Regions from separate parts of the Homo sapiens genome. Here regions 1 and 3 are each linked to region 2. The links are chromatin loops, found by intact Hi-C in ENCODE. Cell type or tissue: Caco-2. All regions are shown on one strand.

The links. A loop is a pair of places that touch in the nucleus more often than their neighbours do. Peaks named below come from ENCODE experiments on the same cell type or tissue, not always from the same donor. Only the 100,000 strongest peaks of a DNase experiment are listed, where the experiment ranks them.
Region 1: it touches region 2 in a loop (2.1-fold over the local background); 3 of 110 quality-filtered maps call a loop at or near these places.
Region 3: it touches region 2 in a loop (2.4-fold over the local background); 3 of 110 quality-filtered maps call a loop at or near these places.

What each region holds. Positions count from the first base shown.
Region 1 is chr9:38,396,511-38,404,510 of GRCh38, forward strand. ALDH1B1 (aldehyde dehydrogenase 1 family member B1) reads left to right here. Exons shown (of 2, transcript NM_000692.5): 2 at 1-2,151. The coding sequence ends at 792. Among named protein-coding and RNA genes, the nearest start is that of ALDH1B1, 7.8 kb to the left of the region's middle. In Caco-2, a CTCF peak has its summit at 4,322 (motif pointing left); a DNase peak (open chromatin) is centred at 4,281.
Region 2 is chr9:38,439,761-38,447,760 of GRCh38, forward strand. All of the region lies in intron 4 of LOC105376041 (a long non-coding RNA gene), which reads left to right. Among named protein-coding and RNA genes, the nearest start is that of IGFBPL1, 19 kb to the left of the region's middle. RefSeq lists an enhancer at 3,432-3,726. In Caco-2, no CTCF peak of the experiment used is centred here; a DNase peak (open chromatin) is centred at 3,631.
Region 3 is chr9:38,495,997-38,503,996 of GRCh38, forward strand. It overlaps LOC105376042 (a long non-coding RNA gene), which reads left to right and starts at 3,655. Exons shown (of 2, transcript XR_929607.3): 1 at 3,655-6,085; 2 at 7,756-8,000. In Caco-2, no CTCF peak of the experiment used is centred here; a DNase peak (open chromatin) is centred at 4,385.

The DNA of each region.
Region 1 (8,000 bases), 43 kb before region 2:
GTTGACAAAGTTGCCTTCACCGGTTCCACCGAGGTGGGCCACCTGATCCAGAAAGCAGCTGGCGATTCCAACCTCAAGAGAGTCACCCTGGAGCTGGGTGGTAAGAGCCCCAGCATCGTGCTGGCCGATGCTGACATGGAGCATGCCGTGGAGCAGTGCCACGAAGCCCTGTTCTTCAACATGGGCCAGTGCTGCTGTGCTGGCTCCCGGACCTTCGTGGAAGAATCCATCTACAATGAGTTTCTCGAGAGAACCGTGGAGAAAGCAAAGCAGAGGAAAGTGGGGAACCCCTTTGAGCTGGACACCCAGCAGGGGCCTCAGGTGGACAAGGAGCAGTTTGAACGAGTCCTAGGCTACATCCAGCTTGGCCAGAAGGAGGGCGCAAAACTCCTCTGTGGCGGAGAGCGTTTCGGGGAGCGTGGTTTCTTCATCAAGCCTACTGTCTTTGGTGGCGTGCAGGATGACATGAGAATTGCCAAAGAGGAGATCTTTGGGCCTGTGCAGCCCCTGTTCAAGTTCAAGAAGATTGAGGAGGTGGTTGAGAGGGCCAACAACACCAGGTATGGCCTGGCTGCGGCTGTGTTCACCCGGGATCTGGACAAGGCCATGTACTTCACCCAGGCACTCCAGGCCGGGACCGTGTGGGTAAACACCTACAACATCGTCACCTGCCACACGCCATTTGGAGGGTTTAAGGAATCTGGAAACGGGAGGGAGCTGGGTGAGGATGGGCTTAAGGCCTACACAGAGGTAAAGACGGTCACCATCAAGGTTCCTCAGAAGAACTCGTAAGAGCAGCTGTCAGGGAGGCCCAGTCACAGTCCAGCAATTCCACAACCACCTTGACGAATGCTTGCCAAGCTGTTTTAAAGCCAAGAACACCCTTTCTTTGTTCCAAATTAACTCTTAGAAGAAACCCCACAAATAAAGCAATTCAATCAAGGCTGTTCTATTTAAATCAGAGATGGGGACCAGGCTCAGAGTTCTACCTATCTAACCCCCAACCACAGCCCCCTTGGTGGCCCATGAGTTGCTTCCATGAAATCTTAGGAGTCTCTGGAGGACAGATTAAAAACCAGTGATCTGTAATTTGTAGCTCTTCCTGCTGATCCAAGGACTTTCCCATGGGTGCGCTTGATGGTTTAGTGGATCGACTCAACTCAGAACACAAGCTTGGAAAGTGTTAGGGGTTTTGAACTAGGTGGATACTAAATCTCGGCCCCACTCTTCATTGGCTTAACCTAAAAACCAGAGGTGCTTTTCCTTGTCTGTGTGCCAGTTGCTGGCTGTTTTAGTTGCTTGCCCTTCATTTTGCTACTGATTTTCCTTAATTTGTGGGAAGGAGTAGGCAAAGAATATGCTTACATGATTACACCTGTAAAGTAAGCCCAAACATCCCAAATGTCCGTCAACTGATGAGTGGATTAATAAAATGTTTCCATGGAATATTCCTTGGATTACTCAGCCATAAAAAGGAATGAAGTACTGACACATGCTGTGACATCAGTGAACCCTGAAAACATCCTTCTCAGTGAAACAAGCCAGAGAGATGTACAAGGCTACAGACTGTATGATTCCATTTATATGAAATATACATACTAGGCAAATCCATGGAGATGGAACATAGATTAGTGGTTGCCAGGGGATAGAGGAGTAATTGTTAGTGGGCATGGGATTTGTTTTTGGGAGGTTTTGAAAATGTTCTGGAGTTGAACAATAGTAATGGTTGCATGATTTGGTAAAAATACTAAAAACTATGGAATTGTTTAATTATGGTATATGAATTAATTTCTTTCTTTTTTTCTTTTTTTTTTTTTTTTTTGACACGGAGTCTCACTCTGTCGCCCAGGCTGGAGTGCAGTGGTGTGATCTCGTCTCACTGCAACCTCCGCCTCCCAGATTCAAGCGATTCTCCTGTCTCAGCCTCCTGAGTAGCTGGGATTATAGGTACATGCCATCACACCTGGCTAATTTTTGTATTTTTAGTAGAGATGAGGTTTCACCATTTTGGCCAGGCTGATCTTGAACTCCTGACCTCAGGTGATCCACCCGCCTCAGCCTCCCAAAGTGCTGGGATTACAGGTGGGAGCCACAACACCCGGCCATGAATTAACTCCGTTAAAAAATAAACGTATACATTCTGTGAGCAAATCCATTTTGTCTCCATATTGTCCTGCTGCTGAACATTTTATAGAGTGTGGGGGATGGAAGGGACCCAGGTGGTCTAGTCAACCCCCAGTCAGGTGCAAAAGTCCCCTCCCCAATGTTTCTGTTTTTGTTTTCTCTTGGATGGGTGACAAAGTGCAACTGTAAGACCCGTAGAGAAAAACTCTGGTTCCTGCTCAGAATGGGCCCATCTTGTTGGACTCGTTTCCACAGCCCCCCACCCCTTCCAAACCATACCCACCCTTCAAGCCAAGCCTAGCATGGGGGCCACCTTGACATGCTGGGGATTTCCAGAGTTTCAAACCTCAGAGTTCATAATGTTTATTGTTAGTCTTGCTACATTCATTCCCCAACTGATGGGAGTGAAGGCAAATCCAAGCCAGCCAGGCCACAATACAGAAGCAGAATGCTGAGCCTCCCTCTCTCGGTCCATCTTTCTAGACCATGCTGCTTACAAGCCACCTTACGTTCAAGTCCCCCCATTCCTGTAAATGCACACCCCACTCATCTCTGCTTCCCAGGCTCAAGCAATCCTCCCACCTGAGCCTCCCAAGTAGCTGGGACTACAGGCACTCACCACCATGCCTGGCTAATTTTTTTTTTTTTTTTGGTATTTTTTGTAGAGATGAGGTTTCACCATGTTTCCCAGGCTTGTCTCAAACTCCTGGTCTCAAGCAACCCTCCTGCCACGGCCTCCCAAAGTGCTGGAATTACAGGCATGAGCCACCATGCCTGGCCCCAGTCAACTCTTAAACATCCTATTGTCTTACCTAGGCAACATGATGATTTTGTTTATTATCATAACTTGGGTTTGGCTGGAAACTGCTGCTTGAGGGTTCAGAGTCTGTTTGGTTCCCTCACCTCCCTTCCTAGGACCTCCTTTCTACACCATTTGTCTACAGCTAAGGTGACCCTGACACTCCCCCATAGTGCACCTTCTACGGATTTCTCTGGGAGGCTGTTGGCACCTCTGTTGCACAGCAGCGAAAGTTTCTCATAAACGCACTGGGACATGGAAATGGGCGGCTGGGTGTCTCTAATGATTAATGTGCAACATCACAATATTTTAACAACTCCATTCCTTATTTAAGTTTCAATACTCCTTAACCAAAGACGAGCTCTGTAGACAGTGTTCCAGTATGGAATGGGATTGGAAAAGACAATCTTCATGGTCCCTTGTTTTGAGCCCTGAAATTCTGAGAGTGAGGAGCCTGTAGGTCAGATTGTTAATAAACTCAGCCATCACGGCTCCTCCACCCATTTTTAAATTCTTTTAAAAATTTATTTATTTATTTATTTATTCATTCATTCATTCATTCATTGAGATAGGGTCTCATTCTGTTGTCCAGGGTGGGTGCAGTGGCACGATCATGGCGCACTGCAGCCTCCACCTCTTGGGCTCAAGCAATCCTCACACCTCAGCCTCCTGAGTAGCTGGGACTACAGGCATATGTCATGATGCCTGGCTGATTTGTGTATTTTTTGGAGAGACAGGGTTTTGCCTCATAGCCCAGGCTGGTCTTGAAGTCCTGAGTTCAAATGATCTGCCCACCTTGGCCTCCCAAAGTGCTGGGATTACAGGCGTGAGCCAGCAAGCCCAGTCCCCTCCACTCATTTTACCACTGTGCTGAATGCACAGACTTGTGAGCAGGGAGGTTTAACTGGGTGTCCTCATTCAGGCCAGACACTGCCCACCAGACTCACACTTGGGAGATGTTGCAATTCTGGGGCTTCCATCCACTTAGCAAACTCTCACCAAGATCTTACTCCATAAACACTATGCCAGGCACCTTGCCATGCTATGGAAGCCTCACAACCATCCTATAAAGCAGGTAGTGGAGTAATGGAGTTACCACCCCACTTTTTTCAGGTGAGGGAAAGGAAGTGGAGAGGTTTAATAGGGAACTCTTCTGGAATCAGTTCCCCATGAGCATGCACGAGGGACCAGAGAGCGGCGCATACTGGCAAGCACATGGAACCAACCCTCCAAGCCTGGAGAACCCACGGCAAAGCCCAGCAAGCCCTACACACCCAAGCCAGCCACTGTGCTGGATGCATCAGAGCTGCTGCTCAGTCCCACCGGTTCTCCTCAGACCCGGGGCCATTTAGGAACTTTCATTTGGGTTGGCTCCATTCTGGGTGTGAGGCTGACCTCTGGTGGCCACCTGATTCATTAATTCACACAAGTAACTCTTTGGTTTAAGAAAAAACAAAGGGGTTGGGTGGGGGGCGATGGTCCTGCTCTAGGCCTATTGTTGGGGGAAAGAGAATTGAGTAAGACAGTCCCTTCCCTGCAGGAGCTCACAGTTGGGCAGGGGAGACAATTACAGAGCCGGGTGGACAGTGCAGTGAGAAGCACAGAGGCCGTGAGATCATGAGCGGAAAGCAAGCCTCTGTATCAAGCACACACGGTGGGCCACCTCCCTTCATGCTTCTTTCTTTTTTTTAATTTCGTGATGGAGTCTCGCTCTGTCTACCAGGCTGGAGTGCAGTGGCGCAATCTTGGCTCACTGCAACCTCTGCCTCCTGGGTGCCTCCTGAGTAGCTGGGATTACAAGCAGACACCACCACGTCCGGCTAATTTTTGTAGTTTTAGTAGAGACAGGGTTTCACTTTCTAACTGCCATCAGGGCCCTCAGTATTATTCTTCTGCACTTGATAGACATCAAGCCTGGGAGGTGTTCAGCAGTGAGTGGAGACAGGCTCAAGCTCAGGTCCTCTGATTCTGCCAGACACCGCTGCCTCCCAGGGCTCCCAGCTCAGTTCAGGCACAGGCCCAGTGGGAGTGGGCATGGGGTCCTGCTAAATGACTAGCAGGGGACCAGAGGGATAAGGGAAGGATGCTCCTGGAGTCTGAGAAATATGGAGGGTTGGAGGAAGGGCAAGTTTTTCCATGAGGAGGAAAGAGGCAGGGAGGAAAAGCATGGGGGCAGGGGGCAGGCAGGGGCTGGACTGTGAAGGGGCTCGTGCATCCTTTCAGAAAGCTCACACTTGGTCTAGCAATGGGAGGGTGCTTTTTGGTTTTGCTTTTGTTTTTTAAACAGGGTCTCCCTCTGCCACACAGGCTGGAGCACAGTTGCTTGATCATAGCTCACTACAGCTTCAAACTCCTGGGCTCAAGCGATCCTCCCACCTGAGCCTCCCAAGTAACTGGGACTACAGGTGTGTGCCATCATGCTGGGTTAACTTTTTTAACATTTTGTAGAGATGGGGGACATCTCGCTGTGTAGCCCAGGCTGGTCTTGAACTCCTGGCCTCAAGCAATCCTCCTGCCTCAGCCACCCAAAGTGCTGAGATTACAGGTGTGAGCCACCATGTCTGGCTGCCCCCGAGGGCTTTTAAAGGAAAGTGATAGGATCACATTCGGTTTCTGAAGCTGGCTCTGCTTCAATGTGGAGGATAGATTGAGGGAGTTGACCTGGAGTCAGCACCTCTCAGGACATTGTTGCTTGCGCCCAAAGTGATGCTGGCACACCAGGGTGTGGGGTGGGGGCAGAGTCTGGACAGCCAGAAGGCAGGCTTCAGGGCATGATGACAGATGGACAACTTGGCACAAGAGAGGAGAGAAAGTTGGGTAACCTCATGTTTCTGGCTGCAGTAACCACGTGGGGGGTAGTGCCAGCCACTGCAACCACCCTGGAGGTTGCACGTTTAGGGACACGGTGGGACTCTTACTTATGTATTCCTTTGTTTAACACATTTTATGGAATGTTGTCTATGTGCTAGGAACTATTCTAGGGGCAGAGGATACAGCAGGAAACTAAAAAAAAAATAAAATCCTGAACATCCTTTCTGATAGAAGAGGCAGACCATATGCAAAACAGGTGAAATCGTTAGTCTGTCAGGAGGTGAAGGGTATTATAGAGAACAACAGTGCTGGGAAGGGAATAGGGAAGTGGGTGGGATGGAGTAGACATTGTAATTTTCAGTAAGGTGCTCAGAGGTCGTCTCACCAAGAGACTGGAGCATGCCTGGAGGCTCCAGGAACACAGGAGAAGGCCAGGTGGCTGGCATGGAGCAAGCCAGGTGGGGAAATAGGACAGAGAAGTCACAGCCTGAGGGGGGCAGAGGGCTGGTGTTTGGAGGTCACCGTGTGGATGGACTGACGGGGGCCTTTACTCTGAGGAAGGAGCCACCAGAGGCTTTTGGGCACAGCGGCAACATGATATGACTTGTTTTAAAAGGATCACTGGGGCCGCTATGTTGAGAACAGTTTGTAAGGGGAGCAAAATCATTTGACCTTAAGAATGCCAACAAGGAGTGAACAGAGAATGAGGAGGAGCAGGAGGAAGACCCAGGAGAGATGAGGCAAGAAGCCAAGGAAGGCGGGGTACTTTCCGGGGGAGGGAGCCCCCAGCAAAGCCTGAGGCTCCCAAGAGGTCAAGTAGGAGGAGCACTGAGCAATGTCCCTGGCTGCAGCCACCAGGACTCCCTGTAGACCTTGGTAAGAGCAGGTGGTGGAGTTGGGCACAGAAGCCAGAAAACCTGGGTTGAGAGTGTCACTTAATCCTCCCAAGCGCCAATGATCTGTACATTAGTCCTGGAGTTAGGAAGACCCTCAAGGGAAAGCAAGAAGTCCTGGTATGAGGCCCTTTGAGAGCCTCTGGTGCATCCCACCTCACTTAGCCAGAAATGTGGACAGAGCAACTTGGACAAGTTGCTCCCAGCCAAGCGTTCTTCCCATGTGTACTGGCATAATGTTAGCCGCCACAACAAATAACCCCCCAAATTTGAGGGTTCAATACGACGACTATTTAGTTTTGCTTATGTAACAGTCTAATGCAGGTACCTGGCAAATTGGTATTTTCCTTCCACATGGAGATTCAGGGACACCGGTTCCTTTCGTCTTGTGGTTCCACCATGTACAACGGTTCTTAACCTTTTTTTTTTTTTTTTTTTTGAGACGGAGCCTTTGCTCTGTTGCCCAGGCTGGAGTACAGTGGCGCGATCTCGGTTCACTGCAACCTCTGCTTCCTGGGTTCAAGCAATTCCCCCTGCCTCAGTCTCCCGAGTAGCTGGGATTACAGGTGCCTACCACCATGCCCGACTAATTTTTGTATTTTTAGTAGAGACACAGTTTCACCATGTTGGCCAGGCTGGTCTCGAACTCCTGACCTCAGGTGATCTGCCGGCCTCGGCCTCCCAAAGTGCTGGGATTACAGGCATGAGCCACCGCACCTGGCCTGTTCTTAACCATTTTTATGTTTTGCGTTCCTTTGAAAAGCTAATCAAAGCAATAGACCTTTTCACCATGAAAAGGATGTACACGCACATGCACACAGTTTGCACACTTTCAAGGAGTTCACAGAATCTGTGAATCTACCTATAGAATCCCAAGGGGTCCAGGGATCCAAGTGAAAACCCCTGTCTGGGGCCTCAGAGATCTCCGTGTCAGCTGGTAAATGGGGAAGAAAGTGCAGAAAAGGCACAGTGACTTTTTGAGAGCCCTGGGCTCTGCATGGAACACATCGCCTCTACTCACATTTCACTAGCTACATGACCCAGCCTAGGTGCAAGAGGAGACGGGAAGTATAGTCTGTGACAGGACAGTTCAACACTGTGGAAGACCCTCGGTTTTGCTGGCAGTTCGCCCCAGCTCTGCCGCCCATGGCACGTCCGTGGAGATATGCCAACAGGAGACTGCTTCTCACAAGGATGTTTTTTGAGTTTAATGCTCTCGTGGGTCATTTGCTGCCTCCCATCCAGCCGTGCTCACACTGTTCCTTTTTCTTGGAGCCCTACTTAAGGGCCACCCCCTCCAGGACAGTTCCTCTGAACTTCTCATTTAAGCAATCTCACCCTTTGAGCTAACCTTTTGCGCTAACAGCTGTGGC
Region 2 (8,000 bases):
CCCCTGAGAGCTTCTACCCATCCTTCTCAGGGCCCCCTCTCCATCACGGTCCTCTTCCTGGGTATGGTTCAGCTGGTCAGGGTCCTTCTCACAGGGCAGGGCCCAGCCTGAGCATGTAGTTCAGATTTGTCTACCAGTGAGGGGTGGGGGAGGGGTGTCACTGTCCCCACTAAGGACCCCAGACATGAAACCTTTATCAATGTCTTAATGTCATTGTAGTGCCTGAATATGTTTCCTCTTTGGAAAATATAAGAAGGGTTCAAACTCCAGCTCTGCCAGCCTCTAGCTAAGTGACTTTGGGCTTTTACTTAACCTCTCTGAAGCCTCAGTTTTCTCATCCGTGAAGTGGGAATACATGTTACACAGGTTGTGAAGGGTTAAATGAGACAATAACTATAAGAACCTTATCCAAATGCCCAGCACACAGCACACATTCAATAAACAATGGCTATTATTATTGTTATTTTTATTAAGTGAAAAGAAATGAAAAAGAGTATGGCTTTATTAGACAGTTAAGAAAGAAAGGAGGTAGAAAAGAAAAGTTTTTGTCTTCTTCAACAACCAATTTTTTTTGTGGTAGCACTCTCTGAACTTTTCAGACATGCATGAAAATACCCTCCATGCACATTTTCTAATGTCCGGGGTACCAGCCAGAGCTGACCATTCCTAGCCAGCCATACAGCAAGGTCAAAATGAATGGAGAAGTCAAGGCAAACACAACGAGAACAGAGATTTGGACATACAGAGAAGAAAGAGAGAGGCTCTGGGAGAAAATGAAATAAAAATGGGATGTTTATGTGTGGGCTTGATTGCAGAACTTTTCCTTGATTCTCAGAAGGTCACAGAAAGTGGCAGACATAGAGACAAGCCAACACACAAAGAGAGAAAGGCAGCGGGGCCGCATGTGACACTCTGAGGTGCTGTCAGAGGCAGGCCTGCAGGGGAAAAGGAGAAACCGGGAAACAACCAGAAAGACAGTCAGCAAACTTATGTGGGTTTATGGTAGTCATGGACTTCCTCTTATTTTATTTTAAAAATTTAAGCTTTTTATTATGGAAATATGCAAACCCATGCAAAAGAAAAGGGAATAGTATCATGAACTGCCAGCTTCAACAACTGTCAACACATGGCCAATCTTGTTTCATTGATACTCCCCCATCCCCTCCTCCTCTCCTAGGCAGCCTATTATTTCATCACAGTTTTCATTTTTGTGTTTTTGTTTGAGACAGAGCCTCACTCGTCACCCAGGCTGGAGTGCAGTGGTGCAATCACAGCTCACTGCAGCCTTGGTCTCCCTGGCCCAGGTGATCCCCCCACCTCAGCCTCCTGAATAGCTGGGACCATAGACATGCACCTCTAAGCCCAGCTAAGCCTTTTATTTTTTGTAGAGATGGGGGTCTCCTTGTGTTTCCTTGGTTGGTCTCGAACTCCTAGGCTCAAGCGATCCTCCCCCGTCAGCCTCCCAAAGTGCTGGGATTATAGGCTCGAGCCACCACCCTGCCTGGATTTCATTTTTGAAAAGAATTCTGCTTTCTCCAGGGAATTCTTAAAGTGGTGTACAAGTGATCTGATACAGAAGTTTGTTCTCAAACCTACACAAGCCCCTGCCATTCTCTCATCTTGATTCTGAGAGAGCCCAGACTGCCCTGGCCATAGGAGCTGAAAATTATATTGAAATCAAAACTCGGCAGTCAGAGAGTTCTTTTACGATCATCCAGATTGTTAGCATTCAATGCCTGGCTCCCCAACTTGCTAGCTGTGTAAGTTTGGACAACATTCTAGATCTTTCAGTGCCTCAGTTTCCTCATCTGTGAAATGGGGTGATAATGTACCTTTCCCATAGGGCTGTTGTGAGGATGAAACGAGGTGGTAAACATACTAAATGTTTAAAACAAAGCTTGGCACATAGTAGACCCTCGAGGGATGTTAGCTTTCCATCCACCCGTTTAGGAAACATGAGTGAGTGCCAACTGTTGCCAGAGGTATGGGCAGGAGCTGGGTACAGGGAGCTAAATGAGAAGGGCCTCTGCCCTCGAAGAGCTCCCCATCCAGTGGGGTACACAGGCCTATGAAAAGTTAGCTCCAAACAGTAGACAGGTGGCTGTGAAACTGGGCCGTGTCCCAAGCAGTCCATCCCATCCCCTCAATTCAGAAGTGAGCAAACAGAGACCTATGGGGCCCCTGAGCCTAAGGAGCCACAGTGCTTAGCAGCAGAGCTGGGATGGACTCAAAGTGGATTTTCCTGACTGGGCCTCTTCACATGAGGGCTTCAAAGGAGGTCGGTGGCTCAGGAGGGCACCTGGCCCATGCTAGGCAAAGGTGCTGGGCTTTGGGTCAGTCTTTCTGCAGTAGGGAAGGGTAAGATTGGTCATGGGGCCAGGCATGGGCAGCCGCTCTGGCTCCTGGTTAACCAGGTGGGGACTGCAATTCACTGCACGGTCAGGGGCCCAAAGGTAGTGGAGTCCTTGGCACTTTCAGCCCTAGCAGAAGGCCAGGGATGCCAGCTCGGCTGAGCACAGCCATGCATGGCACTGGACTGGGGCTGGGGGATGGAAGGCAGAGCCTGTGGGGAATGGGAGAGGTCGCCACTGTTTACCAGATGCTCTGGGGACAGAGGAGCAGACAGGGTCCAGGCTCCGAGGGGGTAGAAACGCAACCACTGGCAGTCCCCTTTCAGTTCTGTGAAAGGAAAAACACCTTTCTTTTGTCAGAGCTGTCCAAAAGCGGGGAAAAGATTGAGAAAAGAAGCACTGCTCTTTGGGCATGAGGCCAGGCACTCGACTCTCATAGTATCTCATCCACACAGAGCCCTGGAAGGGGGACACTGGATCCATTTTCAGGATGAGAAGAGTAAGACCCAGAGAGGGGCACAGCTTGCCCACAGTCACACAGCTGGCGCGTGGTGGAGCTGGGACTCACTCTCATGGTCTTCCTGGCTCCAAAGCCCACGCTTTTCCACTGAGCCTGGCTCACTTAGCAAGATGGCAGGGTCGGCCTGGGAGGTACAGGGTTCCTACCCCTGACAGTGCCCAAATGGAGCTTCAGGGCTGCCCTGTGGGGAGGGAGAGTGACAGAGAGTGCAGAGGCATTCACACTTCCCGTGGGTGGGTGCTAGTCTGTGATTCCACTACTTCGAGTGGATGAGGGGCCAGGAGACAGCTCAGCCATATGCAGGCCAAGTACACACAGTGCAGAGTGTATGTCTCCCTGGCACCTGCCCTTCCTGCATTCTCTCCTTCCTTCCTTCCTTCCTTCCTTCACTCACTCATTCATTCAGCAAGCACTTACTTGGATTTATTATGTACCTTGTCTGAAGTCCAGAAGCTCAGGGTAGGGGTTGGGTAAGGGACGGCTGGAATTCACAGTTGAATAAAACGTGTTTCTAGCTTTTGAAAACCTCACAACTGGAAAGCGAGAGATGAGATGTGAAAGGCGTCCCTATAGCATGAAGAAGATGTGATGAGTGCTAGAGAGGACCCTCAGCCAAGTTCAGTGGGGCTGGGAGAGGAGAAGTGGGAGGGAGGAGGGAATGACTTTGGGTCAGGGAGGAGCGAGGAGGAGGGCCCAGAGAGGCGATAAGGTCTGAGCTAAAGTTTCCACCTGACCTCATTTGCTGTTTACACATCTGAGCAGGTCGCGGGTGTTCAGGATCCTGCAGTGTGAAGACACATATTTGCAGAATGCGTCAGAGGCCTTCATGGACAGACGGCCCCCTAGCATCATCTGATAGTCAAGTTTGTTTGTGTTTTCTTTTTCCAAACACTTGGTTGCAACCCATTTGTGGGTTGTAAAATCAATTTAGTGTTTATGACCAGCATTGTACAAAATGAGTGGGACAGAGTACAAATGACTTGAACCAAATTAGGACTACCAAAGGGCACTGAGCATGATAAGGGTATTGTTTTGTGAAAAGTCATTAAACATGCATGCACAGAAATTTGTTAAACATGCATGTGTGCACACACGCATCTCAACTGGGTCATAATTGTAACTATGAGTCGTGTGTTATATATGTAACACATACAATTGTGACTGGTAGTTAAAAAATTTTGTCTGGTCCAATGTCCTCATTTTACAAAGTAGGGAAAAAGGATTTGTGCAATGCAGAGCATAGAGAGAAGAGCATAGGGTGGGGCACTGGCTTTCTCTTGAGTTCTTTTATTTACCCTTGTTGTCTTTCCTCTAAAGCATAGTTAATGTTGACCTTGGTCCTAGAAACTCTGACATCTTCATTATTTTAGGAAATGCCAGAGCCGAGGTCACTTGTGCCCAGTGGTATGCTGGGAAATGTATCAGAACTGGCTCTTGAAAAAGTATGCATATGTATATATAAGCTTATTATAAATTATACTGATATAATACATTTTACATAATTGACAAATAAAACATGTACAATATCTTTATTGCAAATTCCATTCAGCCAATTAATTCTCATAGAGTGCTTTCCTTAATTTCTGCTGAATTCATCTGTAGCCAAGCTATGATTGCAATTGCTGAGTAAACATAGTTTCGACATGATTATTGGTTGATATTTTTATTTATGTTAAGGAGTAAGACAAATGGGAAACAACAAAGACTAGATGTAAGTCAGGACTTGTTTGTTGATTGTCAGGAGCTACTTTGCTGAGTGGGGTAAACGTTTTTGAATTCTGGAAGAATATTTTCTCAATTATTTCTGCTATGCACTCTGTAATAGCTACAAACATGTTTTTAAATCTGCATTATTAACATTTTCTCTGTCACTTTACAGGCAATCTACAAAACAATAAATCAAGCCCTGATTTTGTAGTGTTTGCCTATTGCCATGATATAAACGCTCCCACCATGGCTGATGTCAAGCGAGGTGATGTCACTGAATATGGAGTTGGAAAGCGATGCACAACAGCACATCATAACAGTGTTTACATGATACAGATGCAATAGATGTAAATAATCCCAAGAGCATAGATGATAGTAAAAGGTAGCAAAACAATAGGGAAGTGATGCGTTTTGTTGTTTAGAGACAGGGTCTCACTGTGTTGCCCAGGCTGGTGTCAAACTCCTGGGCTCAAGAAATCGTCCTGCCTCAGCCTCCCGAGTATCTGGGACTATCGGTGCCCACCACTGTGCCCAGCTTGAAGAGATGAGTTTTGAGTCTTTTTTTATCTTTGTTTTTAGTATAACTTATTTAATTATAGGTTTATATAATTTAATTTTTAAAAACAATGGTGGTGCTTCACAACTGGCTTGCAGAATTCCTTAGAGCATGACAATTGGTTCTTCCAATTTGGCACAAGCCAGCCTCACCACCTCTACATCTACCTCAGACCTCCAAGGCAGGATTCTGGGGAATGAACTAGGGGATTCATGGGATTCACAAAGGCAGGGCAGGGCTGGTGCAGAATCAGACATCCCAAAGTACACATGGCTGCATTGCAGAAGGCATCACATGGATGCACACTCACACGCACTCTGCACACACCCCTTCCTCCTTCCCTAACCCACTCTGCACTGAGAAGTGGGAACCGTTTCTTCTGTGCCCACAAGGTGGTCAGCGCCCTGCTCAATGAGCACAATGAGGGACCTCAAAAGTCCTGGGCAGCTGATGCTTCTGATCTCTGCTCTCTGGGCCTCAGTTCCCTGGCAGAGAGTCCCATGGAATTAATCACCATTCCCTGAGCCTGTTTGGCAGGCACTGGACTGGTCTCTGAGGTGAGAGGTGAGTTGGCCACAGCCTGGAAAGCCAGGAAACTCTGGAGCTCCAAGAAGCCACCTGAGTGAGCCAAGGACTGGGACAGAGGAAGGGGACGTGAAGGGGAGCCTGACTCCCACACTTGCTTCCTCCTGGGTAAATCATCACACCTCGCCTGGCTTCAGTTCCTCATTTTAAAAAGGGGCTGATACAACCTACCTCGTAAGATTCTAGTAAAGGTTGAGTTAGGTAATATAAAATAGCAGAGTACCTGGGACATAGGGACACAATAAAGTGACACCAATCAGTGAAAGCTACTATCATAGGTTTAACTTACTACTACAGAGTGATCATGTTAGGACCAAAAAAAGCAGAAGGATGTGGGAGACGCCACCCCGCCCCTGCCGGCAAAGACGATCAGTGGCACATGTTGGAGAATGGAGGGAGGAATATAGATAACTGTGTTCTAGATGCAGCATGTAGGTGTATGTCACTCTTCAGATTGACCCTCATTGTATTTATCCTTTAAAATAAAAATTTAATTGACACATTGTAATTCTACATATTTACGGAACACAATTTGATGTTTTGGTTTATGCATGTGCTGTACAATGATCAAATCTGGATAGTTAGTATACCTATTGTCTTACACATTTATCATTTATTTATGTTGAGAACATTAAAAACCTCTGCTTCAGCTATTTTGTAGTATACAATACCTTACTGTTAGCTAGAGTTACCCTACTGTGCAATAGAACACCAGAATTTATTAATCTTATTTAATTATCACTTCATACCCATTCACCAACTTCTCCCCATTCTTCCTTCTCCCATTCCCTCCCTGGTTTTTGGTAACTACTGTTCTACTTCTGTATCACCTTTTTAAAAGATTCTGCATCTGAGTAAGATCATTTGGTATTTGTCTTTCTGTGTCTGGCTTATTTCACTTAACATAATGTCCTCCGGGCTCGTGCATGTTGTTGCAAATGATAGGATTGCATTCTTTTTTATGGCTCAATAGTATTCCACTGTGTATGCACCACAATTTCTTTATCCATTCATTTGTTGTTGAACACATGGGTTGATTCTGTACCTTGGCTATTGTGAATAGTGCTGCAGTAAACATGGGAGTGCAAATACCTCTTTGATATACTGATTTCATTTTCTTTGGATAAATACCCATACTGGGGGTTGCTGGATTATATGGTAGTTCTAGTTTCAATTTTTTTGAGGAACTTCTATACTGTTTTCCATAATGGCTGTACTAATTTACATTCCCACCAAAAGTGTGTAAATGTTGCCTTTTCTTCACATCCTCACCAACACTTGTTTTGTCTTTTTGAATAGCCATTCTAACTGTAGTGAGGTGGTATCTCATTGTGGTTTTGATTTGCATTTTCCCTAATGATTAGTGATGTTGAAATTTTTCATGTTGGCCATTTGTATGTCTTCTTTTGAGAAATGGCTATTAAGGTCTTTAGCCCATTTTTTAGTTGGGTTAAATAACTAGTTGTGCTGTTGAGTTGTTTAAGTTGCTTATATATTCTGGGTATTAACTCCTTGTCAGATAGTTTGCAAATCTTTTATCCCATTCTGTAGGTTGTCTTGTCACTCTGTCAGCTCTTTCCTTCACTGCACAAAAGCTTTTTATTTGGTATAATCCCGTTTGTCATTTTTGCTTTTGTTGCCTGTGCTTTTGAGGGCTTACTTTAAAAATCCTTGCCCAGCCCAAATATCATCAAGCATTTCCCTGATGTTCTCATAGTTTCGTAGTTTTAAGTTTTACATTTAAGTCTTTAATCCATTTTGATTTGATTTTTGTATGTGGTGAGAGGTAGTGGGGGTGTCTCATTTTTCTGCATTTGGATATCCAATTTTTCCAGCCCCATTTATTGAAAAGAGTGTCCTTTCCCCAATGTGTGTTCATGGCACCTTTGTGAAAAATCAGTTAGTTGTAGATTTATGAATTCATTTCTGGGCTCTCTGTTCTGTGCCATTGTTCTACATGCCTCTTTTTATGCCAATACCATGCTGTTTGGGTTAGTATAGCTTTGTATTAATAGTATATTTTAAAGTCAAATAGTGTGATGCCTCCAGGTTTATTCAGGATTGCTTTGGCTATTTGGAGATTTTTGTGATTCCATATACATGTTAGAATTGTTTTTTACATTTCTGTGAAGAATATTATTGGTGTTTTGATAGGGATTGCATTAAATCTATAGATTGCTTTGGGTATTTTATAGCTATTTTAACAACATTAATTCTTTCAGTGTATGAACATGGACCATCTTTCTATTTATTTGTGTCCTCTTTAATTTCTTTTATCAAT
Region 3 (8,000 bases), 56 kb after region 2:
TCCATTTTTATTATTTTATTGGATTTTTATTGTACTTCATTGCATTCTTTTAGTGGCTATGCTAGGGATTACAATATGTATCCTCAGTTTATCGCAATCTATTTAGAGTTAAAATTGGACCACTTCACATTAAGAGCCTTTCAACAATAGAATTCCACTTATTTACTGTCCTTTTTGTCATTGTTGTGATATATTTTATAGCTACATATTAATAAACCCCATATGATGGATATAATCCTGTCATTTGTGCCTTAAACTGTCTTTCAAAAAAGCTAAGAAAAAATGTAGTCTTAAAAAAAACCTATCCATATATTCACCATTTCTAATGCTCTTCATTCATTTCTATGTATCCAAGTTGCTGTGTGATATGACTTCTCTTCAGATTGAAAAACTATCTCAGTTTTTTTGTTTTTAGTGCAAATCTGCTGGCAATGAAATATCTTAGTTTTTATTTATTTAAATGTTTTTATTTCATCCTCACTTTTGAGATATAATTTCCTTGATAGAGAATTCTGGGTTTATACTTTTAAAAAATTTCATCATTTGAAGACATCATTCCCTCATAGCTGGGCATCCACTGTTTCTGATGAGAAACCTGCTGTCATTTGTATGGTGTTCTCCATGGGGTAGCTTGCCTTTTTATTCCCTCTTTCAGTATTTAAGGTTTTCTTTTTCTTTCTGGTTTTCAAAAGTTTTTCTATGTTCTGCCTAGATATGGTTTTCCTCATATTTACCTTCTTTGGGTTTTACTGAGCTTCTTGGGTCTATAAGTGGTATTTCCCACTGTATTTTGAGAATCTTTAGCCATTATTTTTTTCAAAGATTTTGCCATTAGTCCTTCCCCTGTGTCTCATTACACATAGGTTTCATAATTTGTGAAATTAGTGCTTCTGAGTCTCTGTTCACATTTGTCCAATCTATTCTTTTCTCCAATTTTCAGTTTGGATACTTTCTATGGATTTATCTTCAAGTTCACAAATAAGCCATTCAGTAACGTTTCATTCCAAATACTCAGCTTTAAAGTTCAAGGATTTCCTTTTTTTTTTTTTTTTTTGAGACGGAGTCTCGCTCTGTCGTCCAGGCTGGAGTGCAGTGGCGCGATCTCGGCTCACTGCAAGCTCCACCTCCCGAGTTCACGCCATTCTCCTGCCTCAGCCTCCCAAGTAGCTGGGACTACAGGCACCCACCACCGCGCCCAGCTAATTTTTTGTATTTTTAGTAGAGACGGGGTTTCACCGTGTTAGCTAGGATGGTCTCAATCTCTGGACCTCGTGATCCGCCCGCCTTGGCCTCCCAAAGTGCTGGGATTACAGGCGTGAGCCACCACTCCCAGCCAAGGATTTCCTTTTTTTAAAAAAAATTTTTAGCTTACTGAAATTTCCCATCTGCTCACTCCTTATAATAATATTTAAGTCCGTAAACTCAAAATAGCTCCTTCAAAATCTGTCTGCTAATTCCAAGATCTATATCCTCTCAGGTATTTTTACGGGTACTTCCTCCCGGGATTTTGGATTCCATTGTCCGGGTTCCCAGGTCTACTGGTTCATGACCGGATGCTGGACAATGAGGATGCGATGTTATGTGGTTTCTGGATTATGTTTTTATTCATCTCTAGGACCTTGAGTTTTGTTTAGGCAGTCAGTTGAGTTACTGGAAACCCTTTTTGTGTGGCTTTGTTCATACTTTGATAGGCTGGGTTTATGATGGCATTGAGCTTAATCTTAGGGCATGGTCCTTTTGCTAAGATGTAGTGTTCACTCTTCTGTAGTTTCATTGAAATGCCAAGGTGTTCCTTAAGGTCTCTCCTCTCTTAGTAGCCAGAAGTGCTCACATACCTCTCAGCCCAAGCAGATGACCTCTGCTAGGCTCAGGAAGCCTCAGCCTGTGTAATTAGACTTGCTCTTGCTCACTATTACATGTTGAAATCTGTGGTATAATATGAAAAAATATATCTGCTCTTTGTCCCCAGTTCTTGACACAGTGCTCCTAAACTCTTAGAATATCCTGAGTGACAAGAGTGTCTTATGTCATTCATAACAAGCCCCTTTTCATCACACCTGAACTTATGGTAATGAGGTGACTTAGGGTGAACCCCAAGACAGCCTCAGCATGGGACTAGTTCGCAGAAACACCAAATTATTAGAGAGTTGGAGCTTTCTGCCCTAATATCCAACCTCCAGGGAAGGGATGAGGGGTGCTAAAGATTGAACCCTCTATAAATGCTCAAACAATGATATTCAGAGAGCTTCTGGGGTGACAAACAGACACCCTGAGCTGCTGAGAGGGTGGCATGCCTGGGGAGGCATGGAAGCTCCACAGAACCCCCCATACCTTGCCCTATGCATCTCTTCCATCTGGCTGTTCCTGAGTTGTATCTTTTAGAATAAACCATTAAGCCTTAAGTAAAGTGTTTTCCTGAGTTCTGTGAGCCATTCCAGCAAGTTATCACACCTGAAAGGGTGCAGTGCTTTGGGAATCGCCTGACTTTGTAGCCACGCTGGACAGAAAGGTGGGTTACCTGGGGACTCAGTACTTGCAACTGGCATCTGAAGTGAGGGGGCACTTGTGGGACTGAGTTCGTTTCCTGTAGAGTCTGATGCTGACTCTGGGAGCTTAGTGTCAGAAGTGAACTGAGTCACTGGACAGGTGTTTGGTGTCTGGAGAGTTGGATAATTGGTTGGTGTGAGAAAACCCCCCACACATTTGGTGTCCAAAGTGTTGTGAGTAAAAACAGCACAAATTCCAAACAAGCTTTTGCCACACCTCTCCTTCCCACATACTAGAGATTCCATTTCTTAATCCTGACCCAGATTCAAATTCCTTCAGCAGCTCAGCAAGACCATTGCTCCATTTGAACTTAATCTCATTGTGCCACAGCAGGAAAGTGTCCATAAAGCAAAGAGACAGAGGATAGAGGGACCGAAATCATGCATTTCTCTTCCCTCAAGGATCACTGTCCCCAAACGCCTGCTGTGTGCAATGCTTGAAAAGAGTTGTGTCACATGTTGTCAATTTTGATAGCTGTTTTTGAGTGCAAGTAGCTTGGTATGATACTGTCATCAGCAGAGTGGTAGTCACAGGTATTGAGCCTTTTAGAATCACTGTGGGGGTTGTGCAAACAGTGGACTGAAAGAATTCAGATTAGAAGCAGTTAAGGGGCTTCTGAAATAAGTCCTGAGGTTGCTGGAATAAGATGATGGCCTCAGGGATAAAGAGAAGGAAGGAAAAATGTTAGGTACCTAAGAGGCAAAAATGGAAAAGAATCAGTTTTTGTTTTGGGGGGTTAGGAGAAGAAAGAGGTAAAGGATGCCTTCTACGGCTCCTGTGTGAGCATCCTGAGTTGGTGCTATCCAGTGAAACAGGTCAAGTTGATTCTCATATTCATACTTGCTTCTTACAAAAAGTATTACATTTAAAAATGAGTAACAAGTTTCATTTAGTAAAGATTAAGTGTTATTAAATCATACACTGAGTTTACTCAGTGTCTATGTGCTCAGAAATTACACTCTATGTTTTTACAGACACATACACTTCTGTGAAAAGACTATAGGATGCACACACTGCTATGCAGAGCACAAACACACACGAGTGTAATTCTACAACACAAATGAACGGACGTTTTCAGAGACAGAAATCTATCTAAATTACCTTCTCAACGATCACTCTCAAAGGTGCACGTCTGTTAGCTCCGACAGGATGGTGTCCTATCAGGGTCCTTTTCCCTGACTTGAGAATGAAGAGTATCTGTCATGAAGGGAGAAGTCACAGTCAGCTGGAATAAGGAGGCCGTCAGCAAGACAGGCTGTCAGGCTCTCCTGGGTTTTCTCTGAAAGACTTCAGCCCACACCTCCCCTTCTGGACACTGAGTGGGAATAACAAGAATCAGAGGCCGCCCCGAACAACAGAGCTCCAAGTGGAGCTCGGGGGTGAACTCAGAGTCCTGCTCTTTCTCCCCCTCATTTGACCCCAGAGAGCAGCAGAATACAGTGCAGTGGCTGTGAAATGGATTTTGAATAGATTATGATATTCATGAGCATTTTTTGCGGGGGAGTCTCTTTTAAGTAGTGTTTTTTTTGACAATTTTGGGACATTTAAGTTAGCAATGACATCAAGAATCTGATGGAAACCATAAGCTCTCACCACAGCAACATGCGCACACCCACAAACTCAGTGGCTCATGGACTCTCTGCAGGTCACTGATGGTTCTTAGGTTAGGAAGGGGCTGGAGGCATCTCACAATATTTATTTGCTGGTTACCTGATCCTAGCATCTGTAAGTGTGCTCAAGCGAGCGGACGGGCATGGATCTGGAATGCAGAGGAGCCCAGGCATGAAGCAGCAGCACAGGCAGCAACTTGCTCTGACAACACCCCCTGACTTCTCTGACTGGATGGGTTACACAACCCAGCGGCCTGTCATCCTGACCATCAGGTCAGAAATGATTGGTGATAAAGTTAGTCACTCAGTCACTTAGATAAGTGGGCAGGCAGTGAAGTCTGCTTCATACACTACCTATTAAGTTTAGTTCCAGTGTCAGGCAAGCAGCTGAGATTCAACATCATTCATTTAAACAGTTTTGTTTATCTTGAGATATTTTTTAAGTTTCCTTTTCATTTTCTCTTTGACCCACTGGTAGCTCAAGAGTGTATTATTTAGTTTCCATCTATTTGTGAATTTTCCTGTTTTCTTACCATTATTGGTTTCTAATTTTCTTCCATTGTGGTAGGAAAAGATACTCGGTATGATTTTCAACCTTTTTTTTTTTTTTTTTGAGACGGAGTCTTACTCTGTTGTCCAGGCTGGAGTGCACTGGCACAATGTTGGCTCACTGCAACCTCTGCCTCCCAGGTTCAAGCGATTCTCCTGCCTCCGCCTCCTGAGGAGCTGGGACTACAGGCACATGCCACCATGCCCAGCTAATTTTTGCATTTTCTTAGTAGAGACGGGGTTTCACCATATTGGCCAGGCTGGACTCAAACTCCTGACCTTGTGATCCACCTGCCTCAGCCTCCCAAAGTGCTGGGATTACAGGCATAAGCCACCGCGCCCGGCTGATTTGCAACTTTTTAAAATTAGTTAAGATTTGATTTGTGACCTAATGTGATCCTAGGAAAGTTTTGTGGGCATTTGGGAAGAATGTGTATTCTGCTATTATGTGGGAAGTTCTGTATGTGTCTGTTGGATCCATTCAGAATATAGCATCGATCAAGTCAGCTGTTTCTGTATTGCTCTTCTGCCTGGATATTCTATTATTACAAGTGGAGAATTGAAGTCTCCTACTATTATGGTATTGCACTCAATTTCTCCCTTTGGATCTGTCAATATTTGCTTTATGTATCTGTATATTTGGGTGCTAGTCACATAATTTGCAGTTTTTCAAATGGATTTTTGACTTTTCATCAGCTTGGAAGAGCTTTTTTTATCATACATATGAACTGTGAATAAATTTTCTTAGTCGATTTGGGTTGTTTTAGTCCCTCAAAGGTATCTAATGTTTTATAGCGAAATCCTTTCCCTTTTCTTTTACAGTTTCTATATTTTTGTTTTCATGTAAAAGTTGTCACAATCTCTACAACACACATAGGTTTTCCTTTTTTATTGTCTGTTTCACCAACTAAAATATGTTCTTCATGTGGAAAAGGACATAACCTATCTTGTTCATCATTGTATCACCAGTTCCTAGAGCAGGCCTCAAGTATGTCAACAACTTAATAAGTATATTGTGAGTACATAAATGAAATTATTTTTATTTCTGTAAAACCCCTTGTGTATGCACTTGACTGACTCAAGTAAAATGGTCTGAACTGGAGAAAGGAACTATTCCCTTCAAAGTATGTCATAGGGCCTTCAACTTACACTGTTAGTGCAACAAGATCTCCATCATTGCTTAAGTGTGTCAAAACTCAGACATTCATCAATAGCTCCAATAAGACAAAGTTGTCATATGGGTTAGCCTCTGATTTTTCTTTTTCAGATGGAGTCTCTCAAGCTGGAGTGCAGTGGCGTGATCTCGGCTCACTGCAACCTCTGCCTCCCGGGTTCAAGTGATTCCTCCAGCTCAGCCTCCCAAGTAGCTGGGATTACAGGTACCTGTAATCATGCCTGGCTAATTTCTGTATTTTTAGTAGACACAGGGTTTCACCATGTTGGCCAGGCTGGTGTTGAACTCCTGACCTCAAGTAATACACCAGCTTCAGTCTCCCAAAGTGCTGGGATTACAGGCGTGAGCCACTGTGCCTGGCCAATTTTTCTACTAAGTTCTAAATTAGACATTGCCTGTATATCACCTGAACATCACCCCAAGACTCTTTCTCTGTGAGATGGTAAGCCCCATCTGGTAATTTTCCACCTGACCAAAATGGTTCCTGCTGGTGTAATAGATTCTTACATGAATTTATTCCCTGTCTACAACTAGATGGACCGCACATGAGCACTTCTCCATCGGGGGCCAACTGGAACTTCTTCCTGGGAATTTAGAATATTGTATCATTAAAAAAATGAAGTAAAGCTGGGAAATAACAACAGCCGTTATCTAGCTCTAGTTTTAACCAAAATTATTTTGTCACCCTCCTACATTATAGCTGCTCTGTGTTCTTCCTCTGACTTTTGTGAGTCAACAAAGTCATCTTTTACCCAAGTTAATTCAAGTTGGGTTTATGACATTAGAATTTAAGATCCTGAAGTATTACAAAAAGAGACTAAAAATTCAAGTTTTCTCCCCCAATCCATTCTTTTAAAAACCAGGAGTCCCTGTACCCAAATTCTGAGACTCAAATCTCCAACTCACCCGTAGCAACCACCATCATCTTCTCTTCTCTAGGTTTACACGCGTGCGTGCATTTGTGCAAGATGGAAGGGCTGTTTACATAGCAGAGGGTCAGGGAACCAAAATACTGTTATGTTGACAAACCAACAATATTTCTATCTTAGCTTAACACTTGAAACACAGTACTAAATGAAGTTAAATTTTCATCACTAAAATTGCTGTGACCTTTATCTCTTCCGTTCCTACTGTACTTGCTGAAATATGACTTCATTTATGACATTTCCAACTCATCAACCATGTCAGCTGGGGACAGAGTTAAAATAACTTTTAAAAACTGAACTTCAGACAAATGTGCTTGGCTCTGGGAAATCTTAGAAAGTTTTAGCATATTAAGCAAAAGCCTGCATTGTTTTTTTCTTACATGCTTGATAGCATGAATATTTATCTGGAATTTTATTTTGTGCTGGTTATTATATGAAGTGTGTACTGTCCTCATCAAAGAGTGCTTTATACAGAAATAATTTAAGTCAAAACATCCTCTTTCTTATATGAGTCTTCTTCAAGGGCCAAGTTAATAAAATTAATAGACTTAACCTTTTAACTCTTAAATATTTACATTTAAATTAGTGACATAAGATTGTATACATTAAAAAAGGCTATTCATTAGGATCTCAGGTAAATCCTAAAATGTAGAACACATACTTTAGGCAAGGAAAGTAATTTTTGTTTCCTCAAATTTAAGTATATAGGTTTCTTAATTTTCTTTTTAAAAAATAAATTTTTAATTTTCAAATAGGTTTAAATTTACAGAAGAGTTGCAAATAGAATACACAGAGTTCTCCTCCACACCGTACCCAATTTTCCCCATTTTAATGTCTTACATTACTATGTTACATTTGTCACAATTATTGAATCAATATTGATACATTATTAAGTTTATACTTTATTTCTATTTCCTTGGTTTTTACTTAATGTCCTTTTCTGTTCCAGGATTCCATATCAGGATACCACAGGACACTGAGTCCTTAGGTTCTTCCCGGCTGTGATCGTTTCTCAGGCCTACATTGTTTTTGATGACCTTGATGGTTTTAGGGGGTACTAGTCAGGTGTTTTTGGGAACTGTTTCTCAGCTGAGGTTTGTCTGATGTAGTGGGATTATTAGTTTTGGGAGGGAACATGTCAAGGTAAAATGCCATTCTCATCCTGTCGTATGATACACACTTTCAACTTGACTG